4 separate regions of the Homo sapiens genome follow, and all the other regions are linked to region 1. Evidence: read pairs that join two places in POLR2A ChIA-PET (ENCODE). Cell type or tissue: HepG2. All regions are shown on one strand. Region 1 has its middle 33 kb from the start of MIR122HG. Region 2 has its middle 30 kb from the start of NEDD4L. Region 3 overlaps ALPK2 (alpha kinase 2). Region 4 overlaps ALPK2 (alpha kinase 2).

Region 1 (5,000 bases):
CCAGGCATGGTGGTACTTGCTTGTAGTCCCAGTTATTCCAGAGGCTGAGGCAGGAGGATTGCTCAAGCCCAGAAGTTGGAGGCTGCAGTGGGCCATGATCTCACCACTGCACTCCAGCTGAGGGACAGAGCACGACCTTGTTTCTAAAAACAAAAGTCAGGTAGAGTCTCTGACAAGAGTGCAAAAGGGGAGGCAACGTGACAGTCGTGAAGACACTGAAACTGCAGGAAATGATCTGAGACAGTCACGCTGCCTTGGCCTGAGTGTTTTGGTGCCTGTCGGCTCTCCGACATTGGAAAGGTTTCCTGAAAAGTAGCAAATGAATGAGCTGCCTTTTTTGCTCTGCCTCTCATACTTACAGACACAATTTCCAAGCCTCCTGGTCTCAGCAAAAATTTAGTTCTCCAGAGATGCCAGTTTCCCTGGAGGCCTCCAGGTATCCGAGCCACACTTGGCTGTCCGTGCAGAGGTGCCTGGCAAATGACTCCTGGTGGCTGCTTAGCGATCTTTAGGTTTTCACTGAGGATACGATTAAGGGACCTAGTGTTTGGGAAAGGAGGCAGCCCTGGAGGTGAGCCTGCCCTGCTTCTTGGTGTGGGACTGAGAAGCTGCAAATGAGAATAGCAACCTCCACTTGGGATCCTCACAGCTCAGAATGGCGGGAACATTTCAGGAACTCACAGGTGGAGTTCCCAAAGATCATGAGGGGAAAGCACCGAAAATGTAAGGTGGGGGTGGGGGGGGAACGGTTGCAAAATGGCTGATGGGTCCCAACTCATCTTTATTTGTCTTTCCTGGGATTTTTTAAATAGGAAAATTTCACCTCAAAATCAAGTCTTCTGACCTTGAAGGGCAGAAGATGAATGTAAAAACAACAAAACTTAGAAGGCCTGGCATCCGTCAGCTGGAGCTGAATAGGGGCTTCCCTCTTTAGATGGGGCATGGACCTCCCAGTTAACCACACTGCCCGTCGCTCCCTATTATCACTTCTGGCCCACATCCCTCATTATCTGCCTGGCCTATGCAAGTGTTTGAGTTTGCAACCTCTCTACCTGGTCATAGGAAATTAGGATCAAATCAGGAATGTAAGTTATCCAAATAATCATCCCATTTCTCTTAGAATGTGCTGTTCCCTCTCCTTGTTGCAATACATCCTAAGGGCCTGGGGCCTATTAACTCATACATCAGGCACTCAACTTCTTATAATTTTCTGAGTCTCCCCATCCCCCTTCTTCTAATAGCTCAGTTGGGCTGGGTGCTTCCAAGGTACGTTTCCCAGTTTCCTGTCCTGGAGTTCTTGCCTTCCTCCAGCCTAGAAAGGCTGGGCCTAATGGAGCATTTTCCCCTTTTGATATTGGATGAGTCTAGCTTTATCATACATAAGGAGAAGAAAAAGAGGATCTTAGAGATGAAGTCTTCAACTCATTCTCCCAATCTCAGAAAATTCTTTTATCAAAGACATTCTAATGCCTTAGAAAATCTCCTCTTTTTCAAAACCCTGCCCAAATAGCTGTTTAAAAACATCATCTTCCCAGGGGGTCCTATTTACCCCAATTGGGAACAGCCTACCCAAATTGCATGCTTGGTTCTAAGGAGGAGAAACAAAACAGCCATGTGAAATTAATTCCACAAATCCTACACGAAGATTATGGGGTGGGGTTGGGGAATATGACACAGAATGGGGAAGACAGACGCAGTTTCTTCTGCAAGAAAGAATTCATTCGTTCAAGAAACAATCAAGAAACAATCACTGGTCATTGTTTGCACCAAGGATTGTGCTAAATCCATGGTCTTTGCTATTAGGATTTTCATTTAATGTCAAGAAAGAAACTAATCAGAGTAAAATGTGCCACAGATGCGGGATTCAAAAGTCTTCGGTCTAGATGTATTATGTAATGCAGGTTTGTTTATTTTTACTTTAGGAAAGTGATACCTTTTATATGCCATCCATTATGTAAGATCCTCAGCAGAGTCTGGGGCAGCACCTTGTCAGCAAACCCATTAATATTTCTACAGCAAACATATGAAGAGTCACACTAAGTGGAGTAAATAAAGACTATCAATAGCTGCATGTCAGTTCAGGTCAGGTTTTTGCCATCACATATGGTTCTTGCCACAAGTCAGGTTGCTTCACATTTACAAAAAATGAGTCTTGGAACAGCAGACAAGGGCTTGTGTCCCTTCCCAGAGGTTCAGGTCCAGGTAAAGAAGGGTTCATAGAGGAGACGTTGCTCAAGCTGAAACTTGAAAGATCAACTGGACAAGATGCAGAAGAACTTTCCAGGCTGATGAGCCACAACACACAAGACCACAATCTGCAAGGATTCTAGCAACCCACCGGGCAACTAGGGCCAATCCTGAGGGACACAGGATCCTGCTGCTCCCAGAGGGTGGCAGGTATCCAGGTGCAACAGTGACCAGGTGGTACTGACTACCTGTGCCAGCGTCACACAACTCTGGGCCCTCACTGTAAGCATCCAGGGAACCAAGTCCTGCAAATTGCATTTAAACAAGTTCTCCAGGAGATTTATCCCTGCTAAAGTTTGAGAACCACCAATTTATTTGACACATCCTAAGTGTCAGGCATTGTTCTACATTGTTTTAGAAATACGAGCACATTTAATCCTCCTAACAGCCTTACTGGGTAGATGGAGAAATTAAGATACCAAGAGGATTAAAAAACTCATCCAAGATCGCAAAGCTGTGAGAGATAGACCAGGAAGTCTGGTTGCAGTTTTTATGCTTTTAACCTGAATGCTGCCTTTGTACTGCTTCGGGCACCCATCCCAAGTGACAGCCTCCCTCCACCTGCAGCCACAGTGAACCTGGGGCCTTGCTTCCTCTGCGGTCCCGGCTGTGTTCTCTGAAGGTGCAGATCCAGCCCCATGTGCCCCGACCCACAGGGACCAGGACCCCTGTACAGAGCAGTCCTCAGGAGAAGGAGTGAAAGTTTGATCTTTCACCCCTGGGGTTGGAAGCGACAGAGAGAGGTTGACAAGAGTTTGTGATAAGCCTGTTAGCCTTGGGTTCAAAGCCCATGTTGCTCTCCTTTTTATCTATGTTGTTGATATCTGATTCAATAGCTTCTGTTTGAGGAGGAAAAGCCAGAACGCAGGGGCAGGGGATTGGAGTCTGCTGACCGGATGGTCAGGCCTGGAGAGCAGTGTGCTCTCTTCTTGTGTCAATTCCAAAAGGCAGGGTTTGGAAACAAAGTCAACAGAGAGCTTTTCTTCATCTCCACATAAACAGCCATTCAGCAGTGTTTGGGGAGTTGGGCAATGCTAGATGGGGTTGGGTCAGGGGAGAAGTCAACTTTGACTTATAGGTCTCTAGGCTGGCCTGGGTTTCCGTGTTTCTATCAGCTTGCCTCCAGCTCACATCAAAAGGAAAATGTTCCAGGCTTTTGTGCAGCCCCACCCACCTACCATGGAATTAGTACAGGCAAGGGAGAATGTTCTGGAACATCCTGTCTTCTCGACTCACCCTGGGTGCCTACCATTGGTGTGCGCAAACTCCTCTCACCAAGCAACCTCTTTTTGATGGCCCCAGAGTTCTTTCTTGCTCAACGACAACTGCTTTCTAGCATAAGCCAATTCTGAAAGGACTGGAATTGGGCCCAGGGTGAGGGGTGGGCATAGCAACCATCTACTCTGAGAATTTTAACAATAGAGAGGGAAGATTAGAGATTATTTGCTCCAAACCCCTTGCTTCATAGATGAGGAAACTAAAACTCTGAAAGGAGAGATTTCTTGCCCAGATTACCCAGTTAGCAAATAGTGGGGATAAATCGAAGCCCACTCACTCAACCTCCAGTACCATGGTGGGTTGAGTTTTTCCCATCACACTATTTGACCTCTTATCATTTGTCTCCAGAACTTCGCAGTTCATATTCTTAGTCATCCATTGAACCTCTTCTTCATTCATTCTGGAGTTTCCTCTAGAGCCAAGCGATAGGCTGGAACCTGGGAGGAACTGACAGCAGGATCCATTCCTTCCTTGGAGAGGCCCCGGAGGGGGTGCCTCACCCCTCCTTCCCCCCTCCCTTCAGAGCTCTCTCCTGGCTTTGGAGGGAAGGGAGCAGAGGTGTCTGAGCCCTGTCACAATCCTCATGTCCCCTCATCTGTCACCCACGAAGGCAGCTCCTAGCAAAAGCCTTTGCCGACTGAAGCCACTGAAGTAAAAAGAATGACCTCTGCCATGAGCACCTCTAAAGGAGAAGAAGCAAATGGGTTGAGGAAGTTACAGAATCTAAAGCAGGTGCAGATGGGAGCCCGTTCAGTGGGAAGAGCTTTTCCTTTAAGAGGACCGGAACTCACAATGGGTTCAGTCGCAGCTCTACTGATAGGGGTTTCACTGATCTGCTGAGCGTATGATGTGCTGTCAGAAAGCCCTAGACAGCTTCCTGAATCACTGAGAGGGTTTCCGAGAGTCAATGGAACAAAAAATTAGAAAAGGAATGGTGTTCTGTTGAGATTCTTGCACCCCTTGAAATTTAATCTGTCATTCAAAACGATTCACTCACCGACAAGAAAAACTAAAAATATTTAAGCATGACATTTGCCTTCATTAAATAGTCATTTTGTCATACATGGCTGGAAATTGAGTTTTCTGAAAGATTACTAGGAATTGTCTGCCTCTGCTGCTGGGTGTTTGTGGCTTCAAAATGAACTCGAGCATGGGGGATGCCCACATGTGCAGAAAGGATCTCAGAACTAAGTCCAAGCTATCAATTCATGCATTAGGTTGGTGCAGAAGTAATCGCGGTTTTTGACATTAAAAGTAATGTCAAAAACCGCGATTACTTCTGCACCAACCTAATATTAGCAGCAGCAATTGGATTCAACTACTTTGACAAAAATGCAAAGGGCCTGGTGGCTGTGCCTGCCCTCAGCCTGCTCCAGGGAGGGCACCCTCCTGTCCCTCCATGAGTGAAGCTGCTCTATTCCAAGCTCTGGAAAGTAACTGAGTCATTGAGTTTGTCTCTAGGTGATTCAGGTGCA
Region 2 (5,000 bases), 400 kb before region 1:
AGGCCCTGTTCCCTATGGAAACACTTATGATTAAACCCAATTCCCAATTCAAATTAAAATTTAGCATTAGAGATTGAAATGAAAACTAAAGAGGATGATCTCAAAGTTGCTAATTTTTCTTCCCTCCCAGGGTCCTTAACACCATTGCAGTTTTGCTAATAACATAAGGATGTAGTAGCATCCTTTGCTAATAACATCATCTTGCATCCTGGATAATCTTGGCCCTATAAGCATCCGGGGGATAAAAACACTTTTCACTGCCCCTGTGGTCAATAGCTTCTGTGCTGTCCACTATAGACCCATGATTATAGCTCCTGGACAATCTCATTGACAGCACTGACCTCAATGGATCTGACTGTTTCCTATTAGTCCTGTGGTACAACAGCTCATTCATTCATTCATTGTGCCAACTATTCAAAGGATGATGAGGGAAGGCTGGAATAGCAGATATGTCTCTGTTCTTCAGGAGTTCACGAGTTCTCTATCCATAAGGATAGGGGGCATGGTTGGGGACCCACTCCTTTCATCATGGGTAAAGATTGGGGACAAACGAGAAAAGAAAACCAGGTTCAAGAAATTCATTAACTGTTTCCATTTATTATATGGATCATTACTACTAAAATAGACTTAGAGCATCAATCCTATCATTTTGCAGATGATGAAACTGAGACTCAGAGAGATGGAGTAATTTGCCCAATATTACACAGCACGTATCTGCAGCCTCCTAATTCAGGACTCCTTCTGCTATAGCAACAGGCTAAGAGAAGCCAATAATTGGCTTATATTTGCCAGCTGTTTTCATCAAAATCTTCCTGGTTACCCAAAGGGAAAAATGGCTTTCTACATTTTGTGGTAGGTCATTCTAGAAAAGAAAGATGCTAATCATCACCAACCATAAAACAAGAAAGTAATAAGCCTTCCAGATTATCTCTTCCAACCATTCTCCTATAGATCTGGACCATGAGGCCTAGAGGGCTGGAGCTTCAGCTCTCAAGGCTATGTGGGAGAGGCAGAGAGATTGGAATCCAGAATCCCAATCCCTGGCAAATGACCACTACCACACTGCTGCATCTCTGAAAAATATATCTTGGTGTTGACCCAAAATATATTTAAAAGCTTTGTCACATTTTTTTAAATGTCTATATGTGTACGCCAATGATTGCACAATCAATGCTGTGCTTTGATCTGTCACACTTTGGTCCTTAGTGCTGGTACATATCTCAATGGTGACAGGAGTGACATTCAAGGAAAAATGACTCAAAGATGCTTTAAAGTTTCCTAAGAAGATGCTCTATATATGAATCCCTTTAGCATTATTTCAGAACTCAAGAACCTTTAGCAGATTTCATATTTAATATAATGTCACCACTAGTTCAAAATCTATATATAATAAGATAGAAAAGGGCACCACTGGTGCTGAAAATGTCACGTTGAAGAGAACAACGAAGAACACACAATCATCTACAGCCTTCTCACTCAGCGCTGTCAGGAACCAACAGCACTGGCACCACCAGGAGCTTGTTGGAAATGCAAAATCTTGGGTTCACCCCAGACCTGCTGAATCAAATCTTTATTTTCACAAGATCCCTGGGGACTTGCATGCAGGTAAGATTTGAGAAGCACAGGTCTAAGGTATTTCTCTATCAATGAACAGAGCAATGGGTAGAGCAGAGGAGAGGCCCAGAAACTCAGAGTTCTGGTGTTCCTTGCATGGCCGTTGAAAACTGTCCCTAACCTCTCTGGGTAGCAGCTTCCTCAAGTATAAACTGAGGCTCTGGTTGAAAAGGCTGTTGTCATAAGCTGCTGACACAGAGCTTTTTTCAGTCCCAATTGTGTAGGACAGCTTGTGTGATGAGAATTGAATGACATGCATATCACACATTTGGTATGCTCAATGAATGCTATTAATAAAATTGTGAATCACAAATGTTACTCCCATTTCCTTCCCAGCTCAGGGAAGAAACGGTATGCATGACATGATGCATTGAATGGGGCAGCCTACATCTACTTTGCCTCCTGAGAATATCCTGAGCATCAGGCCAGTGTTGGCTTCGCCAGGAATCCTAACTCAGGTCTTGAAAGCAAGATTGTTGCTGTTAAAAAGGTGACATGGGATTTTTCTGTTTCCTCATTACATTGCTTTAGTTTCTCCCTGCCTGAAGCTTCTTTAATCTGTAGGCTGTGGGCACCACCTTTAAAGTTTTGACTCACATTATCTATCCCAAAGTAAATAATGACTAAAGTGGTGGCAAAGTCAACACATTCTTTGAAAGACAATGAATCTGGGTGTTGAATGAAATCAGATGCCAGGAATATATACATTGTTGTTACAACGCTATTACACAACAGGCCTTAGAAGAATTCCTTTTCTCCAGGTAAAAACTACCCCCGTACCAGTTACTCTGGGTGAAGAAAGGCGTCTATGTTTGGCAAGGACTAAGGAATATTTGACTTCATGAATCAATAACTATTCTCAAAGCTGCTATTGACCTCTGATCTGCAAATCTGTCAGCAAAGAGAGATTATGGTAACTATACTGCTAGTAAAATGCAAACCTGTTGGTTAAACATTTGCTGAAAGCCCTGCTAGTGACCCCTGTTAAAGTGAACCAAATTTGGCCACGTGTTCTTGCAATGTTCTGGAACATCAGAGAAAAATAACTGCCTGACCCAACACAGCTTAGCTCCTAGAGAGCTAAGAGATTTCTCTGGGCCAGAAGCGTTGGCAGGGATCATTCCTTTCTCAGTCTCTCTCTTCTACCACTGGGCCCGAGTTAGTGGGATCTGTTAGGAGGTTTTTGAATAATAATGACTGTTCTCAATCCTTCTGAAGATTCTCAAAATTAATTTCTTCTCAAGAGTGCTTCTACCCCACACAAAGAAAAGGTGCAAGAATGTTTTTTCTTATTCCTTCATCTCCCTCAATGCCTATCATAGTGTTTGGCACACAATAGGTCTTAAATACTTTAAAAATGAACAAAGTGTTCTTTCCACTGTGCTCCACCTATACATTGTACAACCATCTACTTGAACACTTACCATGCTGAATTTCGTGGTTTATTTATATGGCTATTTCACTTTTTTATTTTTATTTTTTGAAATAGATTCTTGCTCTGTCACCCACACTGGAGTGCAGTGGCACGATTATAGATCACTGTAATTGCAAACTCCTGGGCTTAAGTGATCCTCCCACCTCAGCCTCCCAAAGTGTTGGGATTACAGGTATGAGCCACCATGTCCAGCCAGCTATTAACCTTTCTGTGTTATGTCTTTCAAAAGAAAGATTCTTTGTCCTATTCATCATTGTTTCTCCATCACTTGTTACAGAACCCAAGGGTTATGGGCTTGGTTCATCCTTTCTGAGGAAGTGGGGTAGCAGATGATAGCAAGATAACCCTCGTTTGTAAATACCTTAGTGATGGACTTAACAATCTCTTCTTTAAAAATATAAGTGCAATAAGACCTTGACTAAAAGAGTAAGGTTCAGAATTTCCTCATAAAAGGTTCAGCTACACGTTAAAAGGAGAATTGGATTCCAAAGTTTAAAGTGATTCTATGAAAGCCTTTATTAATATTTTCTGTGTTCACTGAAGGAAAATGAGCAGCTGAGAGCATACTAAATAAGAAGATACCAATGATGCATTACACATCTTTAATTAGTACTAATGCGTGCTATGTAATTAATCCAATTTAGCATCCCTTCTCCACTAGAAACATCTCTCTTCCCTGCAGTCTCCACAGAATGGTATAAATGTGTCCTGATTTACTGCAAATAAGGTGCTTTCACTTCCTCACAGTGGTTCCCTGTCATGCAAATGCTCTCCACTTTCTGTTCTTGTGAGCTGGGGCTGGTCCCCTGGGTAACCTACAGAAGACCCAGACGATTTGGGGTAACTTTGGTTTCCTCTAGTTGGCCTAGCTCAGAAGACATTTCTCAAGTTCCTTTTCCAAGATTACGCAGATTCGACTCCATCCCTGCTAACTTAAAAGTCCAACTACAGAGGCCACCCGTTCCCCACTCGTATCTCAGCTCCTACCTCGTAACAGACACCAGAGTACGCTCCAACTTCTGGCCTCATTTTCCTTCAATATAATTAGCCGCACATAAATGCCCTTCTTTATTTTCTACCACTAGTTCCCATTCTGAGAGTTGTAAATCATCTCAGCTCGAATTGCCCCTCTTTCGTAATATTTCAAGTTGGGCTATTAACCAACCACCATCCCTTATTCTCTAAAACCCAGGCAATATAACATGACAGTTGATGATATAGCGAATTGCTCGTTTGACCAGGGACTTGAGATAATACAGTATACAAAGTTGAGCAGTGACTATCTTTTTGATATAGTAGCTTAAAAAATCACTTCCATGCTTCAGAATGCAAAGCAATGTGCATATTGCATTACATACTCTGCTAAGTCAAAAAAGAAGATGAGATTCCCTTTTCCACCCCAAAATGTATTCAGGAAGGATAAGAAAAGAACAAAAATGACTATAGAAGAAGACAATAGCAGAGTCTAGATCAAGGACTAAAACTGGCTATAATCAATCTCACAAGAAACAAAAACGAATGTATGTTCATTGTTTCTTAGGAGCATGACCTTTTGGAGAAAAGTCTGGAAATCTGACCTTTGGCAGAAAAGATGAAAAACTGATCTAACACCATTTTTCTTTGAGAAAAGCTCTTCTCTACACTATATCTGAAGAGCAAAACTTGAACTCATCTATGTCAGGGCCAGGGCTGTGACTAGCCATATAATATTTCTGTGGGAATTTTTTTTTTTTAATTGCTTTCTTTCCTCCAGCCAGATGCAACCCCTCACCAGGCACGTGGCCTGCTAAATTGAATACAAGCCACATTTTAGCCCCTTTATCCCCTCAGCCAAAAACCTTTGAGCAGTGACTAAACTGCACCATCTTTCATAACAACCCTCATTAACACCCTACTCAAATTCTTTCAATGGTTTGTTACTGCTCTCAAGGTAAAATTCAGGTTTCATATT
Region 3 (5,000 bases), 80 kb after region 1:
CTAGGGATGACATCACAATTGTAAAACCTAAGCCTGGTGCTTGAGATGTTTTTCAGACCCTGCCCTCGATGGATCAACTGGCGCCTCCCAGATCAATAAACTGGCTCATTTAGTCTTGTGGCCCCCACCCAGGAACTGACTCAGCACAAGAGGACAGCTTTGACTCCCTACGATTTCGTCTCCCACCTGACCAATCAGCACTACCCCCACTTCCCGACCCCCAATCCCCAAATTTTCAGGGAGACTGATTTGAGTAGTAATAAAACTTCAGTCTTCCATACAGCTGGCCCTATGTGAATTAAACTCTTTCTCTGTTGCAGTTCCCATCTTGATAAATCGGCCATGTCCTGTCTAGGCATACAGGCAAGGAGAACTTGTGGGGCGGTTACAGGAGCCTCTGCAGGGCCACAGGGCAGGTAATTGAGGTGAGGGAGAAGCGCGTCAGCATTCCCACTAGGTACAGGCTTTTTGAGAATTCACCATTCAGAGGAGCAGCTGGGCTGACGCCCTGGGTGGCAGTGAGGGTGGATAGAGGCAAAGCCACATTTCCAGTGTGCTCCAAGTTGCACAGCGAGGGCTGCAGGGCCTTCCGTATTGACAAACTCTGAATCCTCACGAGGGGTGCTCACCACTCTGGAACATCACTCCGCCGTTAGTCCCTCATTGTTTTCCCACAGGCTCCTTCCCCTCTGCCTTCAAACAGGCAAGGTCTCTTTAGACACACACACACACACAACACACAGAGGCAGACACAAAAAGACACAGACACAGATATACACACAGACACACATGCACACACATACACAGGGACACAGACACAGAAACAAAGACAAAGACACGCACACAGACATATATACGCGCACACACACACGCACACATTCCCCACACCTCCTTTTCTGGCTACCTTCTAGACTTTTCCTTGTCTTTAGTCGACAAACTTGTTTAGTTGCTGGCATCTTGGCAGCACATTCCCTCTCTGATCTGTCATGAGGCTCCCACCTGGTGACACTACATTGGCTTAGACCTTCCTGAAGGCAGTGATAACCTTTTTCTTGTCTATTCTGGTCTTCACCCCATGCTGTCCACTCAGGCTCTGTCACCCCAACCCTCTCAGCCATCCCTGTACCTGCCTCGTGCTTCTGTCTCCTACTGGCCACCAGTCTGTCCTGCAGGGGTGATCTCGAATCTACCAGACTTCTCTAGACGTTCTCTCTGTTCAGATTCATCTCTGAAGCTGGATGACAAGCGATGCAGCACCTGTCCCTGAGTCCTCAGGTCCTGGGGAATGGACTGGGCAGAGGGACAACTAGGGAATAGGGTCAGGAGTGGGAGGAACCCATGGATCCCAATTCCAGACATTTCAACAGAACTGTCCTTTGTAAGACTTCTGGGTAGAGGCCAGGATACTGCTGTGCTAGTCCCTCCATGGAGGGGGCATGTCCTGGCTGGCTCTGTTGGGCCTGGGAGACTCCCCCATACACTGAGAGCACTGCTATAGTAGGGTCTGCCTTGCCAAAAACTGCGAAAATCACCACTGTTCCCTTCAGACTTCCCTCCAGCCTCCAAACTTCCTTAATGGCAAAGACTGGCCACATAAATCAGCCAGCGGGCCAGCCAGCCCTACTACAGAATGGGCTGACCGGATGAAGATGGGATGCAGGTGGCCTTCCAGGACAGATGACCCTGTGGCAGGCGGGGACAGGAGCTATCTGGGGCATAAAATTGCCTTTCTCAAGCTGACAGGCCTGTGAGATTGGTCCGCTGATGCCTGGCATTGGGGACTCAGCTGAAATGTTTGGTGTTCTATAGTGACATGGCCCTGCTATGAGACACTTTAAAGGCATCAGGAATTCTGTTCCAATGTCCCTTTGTTTCCTCTCCTGGCAGACTCATGCATTGCTTTAAATAGTCTGCCTGGAGTCACCACTCATGCACATAAGCCTATTCTCGGGGCGTGTTTCTTCGGATTAGATTGTTTCTTCCCACCTCCAAGTTTGTTTTGGCGCTTCCTCTCCAGGTACGGTGGTGGCTCGGCCTTGTGACTGGGCAAAGCATCCCAGGTGGCTGCCGTCCCCTCCATCTGCTTGTGGGCATTGAAGGCAGAGCCTTTCTTTTGGAACTCAGCTTGGCCGAGTGTGGGAGTCTATTTTGATCTTTTCTCCTGTTCATGGCCAGGACCAGAGCTAGGCACGCAGACCCCAATGGAGCCTGCTTTCTCAAGGCAACTGTCCTCCTGCTACATGAATGAATCATCCAGGCTTCTGTCCAGGGTCTCGGGAATTTGGCTTCCATGTCAGGGACGCTTGACACAAGCCACACATCCTTAAGCCTCGTCGTTCCTTCCTCCGAGGGTAGAAAGATGCAAGGCTGGCTGGCAGCCACTGCGAGGGGTGTCCTTTACGGCTGTCCATATTAATCTTATTTTGGTCTAATGCTTACTGCCAGGGAAGAAATCTGCTAATGGTACTTTTCTTTGTTTTATTTCAATCTGGCAACAGGAAATTGGCTTTTTAGGGGAGACTACAAAGGGCAAAGTATTGGTTCTGGTGCCCTCTGGTGGTTGAACTGCAATCTCGTCGCCTCCCCGGGAACTCCCCGACTGGCTGGAGAGAAGCATGAGTTTGCAGTTCGGCTCCACTGCACGCATGGCTTTAGATCGGTCTGGAGTTGGTTAGGTTACGTTTCCAAATCTCCAGTTATAAAATTAGGCCTTTTTTCCTTGTGTAATTTCCAATTAGAAATTTGTTCAACGGGTTAGTATCTTGGGTCTATCTAGAAAATGGATTACTGGATGTCAAAACAATCTTACTTGCCATACTTTGTAACCTGAAATTTTTGTACTCAACATTTGCCAAAAGATTGAGGTGGCTGAGGCACAGGGGATGTGTTTCCAGACATAATTATATCTCTGGCTCCCAAGAGAAATATGACATACTCCTGTTAAAAGGAACATACAATGAAGTAAAGTTGAATTAAAATGAGTAAGTCATGACAATTCTCTATTTTATTTTATGAGATTAGAGTAATTACTCCTGAAATAGGATCATAGCCTTTGACTTCATTGAACAAGACAGCAAAACAGGTTGCATGACTGGGGTGTCAGCAGCCAAATATATGGTCCTGATTGAGACATATGGGAATTTTTTTTTTTAAATGACACACGGAGCACTGCTTCTTATGGTGGTGCTGTTCCCCCAGCTGAACCCTGCCAGGTACCAGCCCCCCCATAGAACTTGCGACTCTCCCTTTGCATCATGAATGAACTAAGCTCACTCACAGTTGCTTGCTAAGAATCAAGAGAACTTGCTCGATCAACCCTTATTCCTCCATCTTCTCTCCTGCTGTCTGCAGTCTGCGATGCTCGCCTTCCTTTCTTCCCCAGCTCATTTGCCTCCCACCTGGACTTTCCTGTCTGCAGAGTGCCCTTGAACTTGAGCCCTTTCCAAGTCTGTCCTCATGAGTTATCTCCCTTTTGCAGCTTTGACATTCACTGGAGAACTTTTTCAATTGTGCCTCGCCTCCCAGCATTGAGGATCTGCCGTTCACTTTGGGGTGCTGACTTCAAGCAGGAAAGACTTCTTGACTCCTGCCAGCAAGCAGGCTGCCCCATGCCCCATGCCCCATGCCCCATGCCTCCTCACCTGTGAAGTGAGGAGGTCGGGCTTGATCACTGGTTTCCACTCCAGAGGGGTTCCCAGGAGCCTCTAAAGAGGTCTCTCAACCACCTCTTATGCTCTGTTTGGAGAAGTTTTACCTTTTCATCAGTTTTTCAAACTGTGATTGTAAGATATATTTCTTTTGGGAAAAAGACTGTGGCTTAAAAAGGTAACGTTTAAAGAAAAGTTTTTAAAAAACAAAAGACAAGAAGATCTAATATCCCTGCCAAAGCTCTCAAACACTTCAGAATCTCCTCCTCTCCCAGCTCCTGCTCCCTGGCCTCTCCTTGGGTGGGAAGGCAATGAGTAAGTAATACTTTATAGACAGCATTCTGCACTGGGCTCCAGCCGTCAGTGCTTCTAATGGGTCTTGGGCAGCTGTCCCGGGCCAGATAAGTCACATTAAAGCTGAGAACAAAACCAAAGGATTGGATTTCTTTTTAAATCAGGAGGGGAAAAAATGTACCACTTGAAGCTCCCAGTCGGTCTGGGTTCCTGGAAGCTGTTGACTTGAATTTAAAAGATGTCTTCAATAATCATGACCATCTTCATTTTTGAAACTTCTTGGGCAGGTTTCTTCTTTGTTTTGGTAGAGAGTTGTTCTAAATAACAGCACGAAATTTGCCTACTCTGGTGTCAGGCTAAGACATGAGGAGCGAAGGGAAACTAATATTTATCTAGCTCACTTCCAGTTTCAGGGGCTAGGTGTAGATTAACTGGGGGAATACTCAGGGCAAGCCGGAGTGTCCCCATGCTGTACATCACTGACTTTAAGAACTTAGTCACATGCCCACAGTCACACAGCTGGTATGACGAGAAGCCAGGATTCAAACTAGGGCTGGCGGATGCTTGCATCTGCAAGGTTCTGCAGAACACATGGAGCCTGGAAAGGAAGGCTCCGTTTGGAAAATCCTTCTGGGGTCCAGAAGCCTCCATAAATAGGGCACCATATAATTTATCTTCTAAATGGGTACACTTGTTCAGGATCAATGCTAAAGCGTATGGGATGTGAGGACATCAGGCATAAAATGGTACCATCATGGGGAAACTGCAATAGACGTTCATCCCCCTCATCAGGTAGGCTAGGCAAATTCCTACGATGCCAAGAAGCGAGGCTACTATCAGGAGAAATGGAAGCAGCAGCATCAGGGTATGAACTGGGTCTCGCTCTAAATCCCTCGTTCCTTCCTCCCCACTACATCATAATCCCTCCTAATGCGCTGTCTTCACAAGCCCAAGAACATACCCAATTCCCTGAAGTGTATGCCAGCCAGGTCTCTGGTGAGCACAGGGGAGAAGCCTGGAGACAGTTCCAACATAAAACTTCATCATCACTGAGCCATC
Region 4 (5,000 bases), 68 kb after region 1:
AGAAAGGAAACACAAGTGGGATTTTTCATGTATGTGTATATATATATATATATATATGTATATATATATATATATATACACACATACGCACTATTCTCTAAGCATAAAAATACAAAAAAGTACAAAAATATATATATATATTTTTTTTTTTTTGAGACAGGGTCTCATTCTGTTGCCCAGGCTGTAGTGCAGTGGTGCAATCTCAGCTCACTGCAACCTCTGCCTCCCAGGTTCAAGTGATTCTCCTGCTTCAGCCTCAGTAACTGATTATGGGCGCCTCCCACCACACCCAGCTAATTTTTGTATTTTTAGTAGACACAGGGTTTCACCATGTTGGCTGGGCTGGTCTCGAACCCCTGACCTCAAGTGATCCACCCACCTTGGCCTTCCAGAGTGCTGGGATTACAGACGTGAGCCACTGCGGCTGGCTGAGAATAGTATATGTTAAAGTAGAAGAAGCCAGGAGTCTTCCACTGAGAGCCAACCACCCCTCCGTAAGGGGGCTGCATACAGAAATCTCTGTGTTGGCAGCATTGCTTGTGGTGGATGCCTCATGTGGCACCTCCGTCCTGCTGTCAAGCTGCTTCCTCACACATCAGAACCCAGAAGGAGCTGGGCCTTTCCTTGGCCAGACTATCTGAACTCCAGGAGGCCAAGGTACTCCTCTCAGCATTTCAGGGCCCTCCTGCCCATAGTCTAGACTGCCTCTTTGAGTGTGATCCCCGGCAGCCACAGGAGATCCCCAGAAAGTGTGATAGAAACACAGAATTCAGGCCCCGCCACAAACCTACCCAATCAGAACCTGCATATTCCCAAGATCCAGGGATTCCTGTGCACATTCAGGTTTGCGAAGCATCCATCCTCCTGCTCAGAAGTGGCGCTATAATTCTCCCAGCTGTCCAGCAGATGAAATCTGTCTTAAGAAACAGCAAACTATGGAAAAGGCCACATAGGATTCCAGCTATATGACATTCAGGAAAAAGCAAAACTATGAAGATAATGAAAACATCAGTGATTGCCAGGGGTTGGGGGGTTGGGGAAGGGAGAGATGAATCGGTGAAGTACTGGGGAATTTTAGAGCAGTGAAGGTATTCTGTTTGTTACTATAATGGTAGATACCTGTCATGATACATTTGCCCAAACCCACAGCATGTACAACACCAGGAGTGAGCCCTAATATAAACTATAAACTTTAATTAATAACAACATATCGCGGTTGCTCACATCTGTTATCCCAGGACTTTGGGAGGCCGAGGCAGGTGGATCACCTGAGGTCAGGAGATCGAGACTATCCTGGCCAACATGGTGAAACCCCGTCTCTACTAAAAATACAAAAATTAGCCAGGTGTGGTTGCATGTGCCTGTAATCCCAGCTACTTGGGAGGCTGAGGCAGGAGAATCGCTTGAACCTGGGAGGCAGAGGTTGCAGTGAGCCGAGATCGCGCCACTGCACTCCAGCCTGGGCAACAGAGCGAGACTCCATCTCAAAAAAAAAAAAAAAAAGGTATCGATATTATCTTATCAATTGTAACAAACATACTACAATAATGCAAAATGTTTGTAACGGGAAAATCGTAGAGTGGGGTGAGGAGACACATAGGAAATCTCCACACTTTCTGCTCATTTTTTGTAAATTTAAAACAATTCTGAAAAATAGTCTATTAATGAAACAACATTACCATTAACATTCCCATTAATGAAACAAGAATATTGTTGTTGCAAATAGTTGGGGCAGCGGATATTCTTAAGCATTTTGGGGTATATAAAGTGGTCCCTGAGTTGCTATTGTATAGTTTGCTCTTGCCCAATTTCACATTTCACTGAGGCAGCCATCCTGCTTTACGGCTGGGCATGACCCAAACTGGTAGGGAAGGAGGCTCTGAGTGTCAGGAGACTCAAGTGGAATGAGGGCTGGGAGTGGTTAGAGATGCCAGGATCCCTGTGAATTGGTGCACCCCCGCCAGGATTAGCATGCATCTTCTGGCCTACATCTTCTGGCGCGATCCACCATGGGTCAGCCCTGGGTTTAGGCAGCTCGGGTTTAAGGAACAAAGTAGAAAGCAATGGAACCTAAGTTGTAATGTAAGAATGAGGGGAAACCACAGATGCAAATATTTTGTGCTCTAGGAAACCTATTAGGAAATTACCAAATCCTGAAACAATGTAAAATACGGCACACACTCTAAAGAGCAAGTGTCTATAATGATATACACATCTTACACTTTTTGTTTAAATATGAATTTAATTAAACAGAAAATTGTAACTGGCTGTTGAATGATGGGAAATGGCTTCACGTCACAGAACCCACCTCCGGCAACAATAGCGTATTAGACACCAGTGGAACAACTTGATCCAGTGAGCGAATTCGTGATTTCTGTTTACATCACAGCAGGATGTGTCTAGAAATCCCAGGTTAGGAATGACAGTGGGAAGAATTTTGGCTGTGAACAGACTCTTCTCAGCACCAGGTCCTCGACAGCACAACCATGTGCAAATACACAAATATACACATGATGTGAGGTTGGTAAAAATGCTAAACATGTATATAAAGAATGGACTGTCTTTGAGACCAATCGTTGATTCAATCTCCCCATAAACCTGGTCGCAAATCCTGTTCTGAAATCATTTGAGTGAAGACAGCAGGTGATGGGTTTAGAAGCATCTTGGCGCACAGTCGGCTGGGAGTAAGGATTGCCACGCACTCTCTGCAGGCTGTATATTCTCTCCTGTGTGGCCTCAGATTTTCCCTGGCGAGATTGTGTGCTGCTAGCCAGTGGCCATTAGGTTACCCAGGGACGTTAGGTTTTCTTTTCGCCTGGGGTCTCAGGCCCTGCCTTCTTTATTGTCATAGAGTTTGTTTGAACTTTGCTTTTCCCAATGCTCGGCTGCTTCTGTTTCTGGTTGTTGTTTTGAAGGGATTTCAGTCCCAGCATTTTGCAATACTTGTTACACTGGTGTAGTGCTTTAAACTGATCAATGAAGGTCATGGAACAGTTGCCTTTAAATCCCTTGTACCTGTGAGTTTGGGTGGAAGGAAACATAGCTTTTAAAAACAGGACACTTTCATCAGTTTAAAAAGAAAAACTTGAAAGGGAAAACTAATGGTGCATGGAACATATATGAATTTCTGTTTTAGATAAGAATGGCTGCAGGATAGACACAACTATAAGTGAAGGTAAAAAACAAAGACTGTGGAAATAAGTAAAGGCAAAGATCTGCTGGCACATACAGTGATGATCAAAGGTCTTGGAGTATCCAGGGGTCCCAGGTGCTCACGGTTGGAATGTACCAGCATTTTATTGCCCTGTTCCTCATAGCCACAATGACCAGTGCTGGGCTATTTTGATAAAACACAGATCTCTTAGTGATCGAAAGCCACTCCATCACACCGAGAAGTTCTCAATAAAGAATTTCAGAACTTTGGAACTGAAAGAAATTATTTTGTTTAGACCCTTCAATTTACAGTTGAAGAAATTCAGGTTAAGAGGTCATGAGACTACCCCAAGAAAACAACGCAAGTTGATGTAAGAGACAAGATTAAAATGAAGCCCTCTGAGTCTTTCTCCTACAGCAGAGCTCACTCCCCTGGCAGCCCGCTTTGTCCCCAGGAGAAGAAGAATTTTTGTCTCTGGCAGAACCTTTGTCTCCAGTAGGCCCTAAAAGGCTCCATGCTGACTCCTTGGCCAGGAGTAGTCTCAGGGGTTGTTCCTCTTGGTTGGGACATTTAAATACTGAAATTATAAATGGCCATGTTTTCATGTCCCAATTATGGTAGGTTAGTGTGCTCCTTGAATGGACAGCTGCCCAGCCCCTAAGTCTCCCCAGCTATCTGCAGATGAACAAGATCCATCAAAAAATTGGTTGAAGGTGCAGGCTTCCTGGGTTCTGGGCAGAATGTGAAAGGGTAGTAGGCTATTGCAGCTTGTTTAGTAGCTAGGAAAGTGACCCTGCAGGTCTTCCTGCCAGCCACCAGAAAATCCACAAATCCCATGTACACACTGAATCCAGTCACAGCTCCTCACAGAGTGTGGAGGAGGCCAGGTGAGCATAGTGCCAGCCACATACCCTCCCCAATAAGTGGCATCTCCTTGAGATGTCCAAGGGTCCTCCTTGTCACCGCAGATGAGCTCCTTTGTCAAAGGAATTTGCCTTCAACATGAATCCCATGGGGATAAACACTTTGAAGTAGCACATATGTAAACCTATGAGGTCCACGTTACATTCACTCAGCCCCTCCCCATCAATGCATTCTCCACACTGCCAGCAGAGTAACCTCTACAAAACATAAGTCATATCTCCTGCTTAAAATCCCATTGCTGTTAAAACGAAGACAAAATTCCTGAAACTGCCTGTGATCCTGCACTGTCTGGCTGCATCTCCCAACCCATTGACCTCTTCAGCCATTAGAAGTGTGTCCAAGCTCCCTCCTCCCAAAAGTTTCTGCCTGCAGTATTCCCCCTGCATGGGATGCTCCTTCCTCCTTTTTCTAGATAAGTCCTACTCACTTTATTTATTTATTTATTTATTTATTTATTTATTTATTGAGACAGAGTCTCATTCTTGTTGCCCAGGCTGGAGTGCAATGGCTCAATCTCAGCTCATTGCAACCTCCGCTTGCTGGGTTCAAGTGATTCTCCTGCCTCAGCCTCCCAAGTAGCTGGGATTACAGGCATCCACCACCACACCCGGCTAATTTTTTGTATTTTTTTTTTTTTTTTTAAGTAGAGACAGGGCTTCACCATGTTGGCCAGGCTGGTCTCAAACTCCTGACCTCAGGTGATCCGCCCGCCTCGGCCTCCCAAAGTGCTGGGATTACAAACATGAGCCACCATGCCCGGCCCTTGCTCACTTTAAATTCTCAGGTCATTTGACCTTTCCAACCAAGTCACATCCCCCTGTCATAGACTCTCCTGGACTGTGCACCTCCTCTTTGTGGCACGGTCACACACACAGTCTGACATCTGTGAGTGGATGAGATGGTTAATTTCTGTCTCTCCACT

What was found. Peaks named below come from ENCODE experiments on the same cell type or tissue, not always from the same donor. Only the 100,000 strongest peaks of a DNase experiment are listed, where the experiment ranks them.
Region 2: POLR2A ChIA-PET joins it to region 1 with 11 read pairs; 2 of 35 experiments call an interaction of 5 or more read pairs at or near these places.
Region 3: POLR2A ChIA-PET joins it to region 1 with 10 read pairs; 2 of 35 experiments call an interaction of 5 or more read pairs at or near these places.
Region 4: POLR2A ChIA-PET joins it to region 1 with 13 read pairs; 3 of 35 experiments call an interaction of 5 or more read pairs at or near these places.

Annotation. Positions count from the first base shown.
Region 1 is chr18:58,410,973-58,415,972 of GRCh38, forward strand. No RefSeq gene overlaps it. Among named protein-coding and RNA genes, the nearest start is that of MIR122HG, 33 kb to the right of the region's middle. In HepG2, no CTCF peak of the experiment used is centred here; DNase peaks (open chromatin) are centred at 2,041 and 3,079.
Region 2 is chr18:58,011,405-58,016,404 of GRCh38, forward strand. No RefSeq gene overlaps it. Among named protein-coding and RNA genes, the nearest start is that of NEDD4L, 30 kb to the right of the region's middle. RefSeq lists an enhancer at 3,861-4,090. In HepG2, no CTCF peak of the experiment used is centred here; DNase peaks (open chromatin) are centred at 1,177 and 2,407.
Region 3 is chr18:58,491,429-58,496,428 of GRCh38, forward strand. The region is part of intron 12 of ALPK2 (alpha kinase 2); the gene reads right to left. Among named protein-coding and RNA genes, the nearest start is that of MIR3591, 43 kb to the left of the region's middle. RefSeq lists enhancers at 1,763-2,264, 2,265-2,764 and a silencer at 2,541-2,590. In HepG2, CTCF peaks have their summits at 1,144 and 2,562 (motif pointing left); a DNase peak (open chromatin) is centred at 2,583.
Region 4 is chr18:58,479,025-58,484,024 of GRCh38, forward strand. ALPK2 (alpha kinase 2) reads right to left here. Exons shown (of 13, transcript NM_052947.4): 13 at 2,223-3,015. The coding sequence ends at 2,799. Among named protein-coding and RNA genes, the nearest start is that of MIR3591, 30 kb to the left of the region's middle. In HepG2, no CTCF peak of the experiment used is centred here; a DNase peak (open chromatin) is centred at 2,917.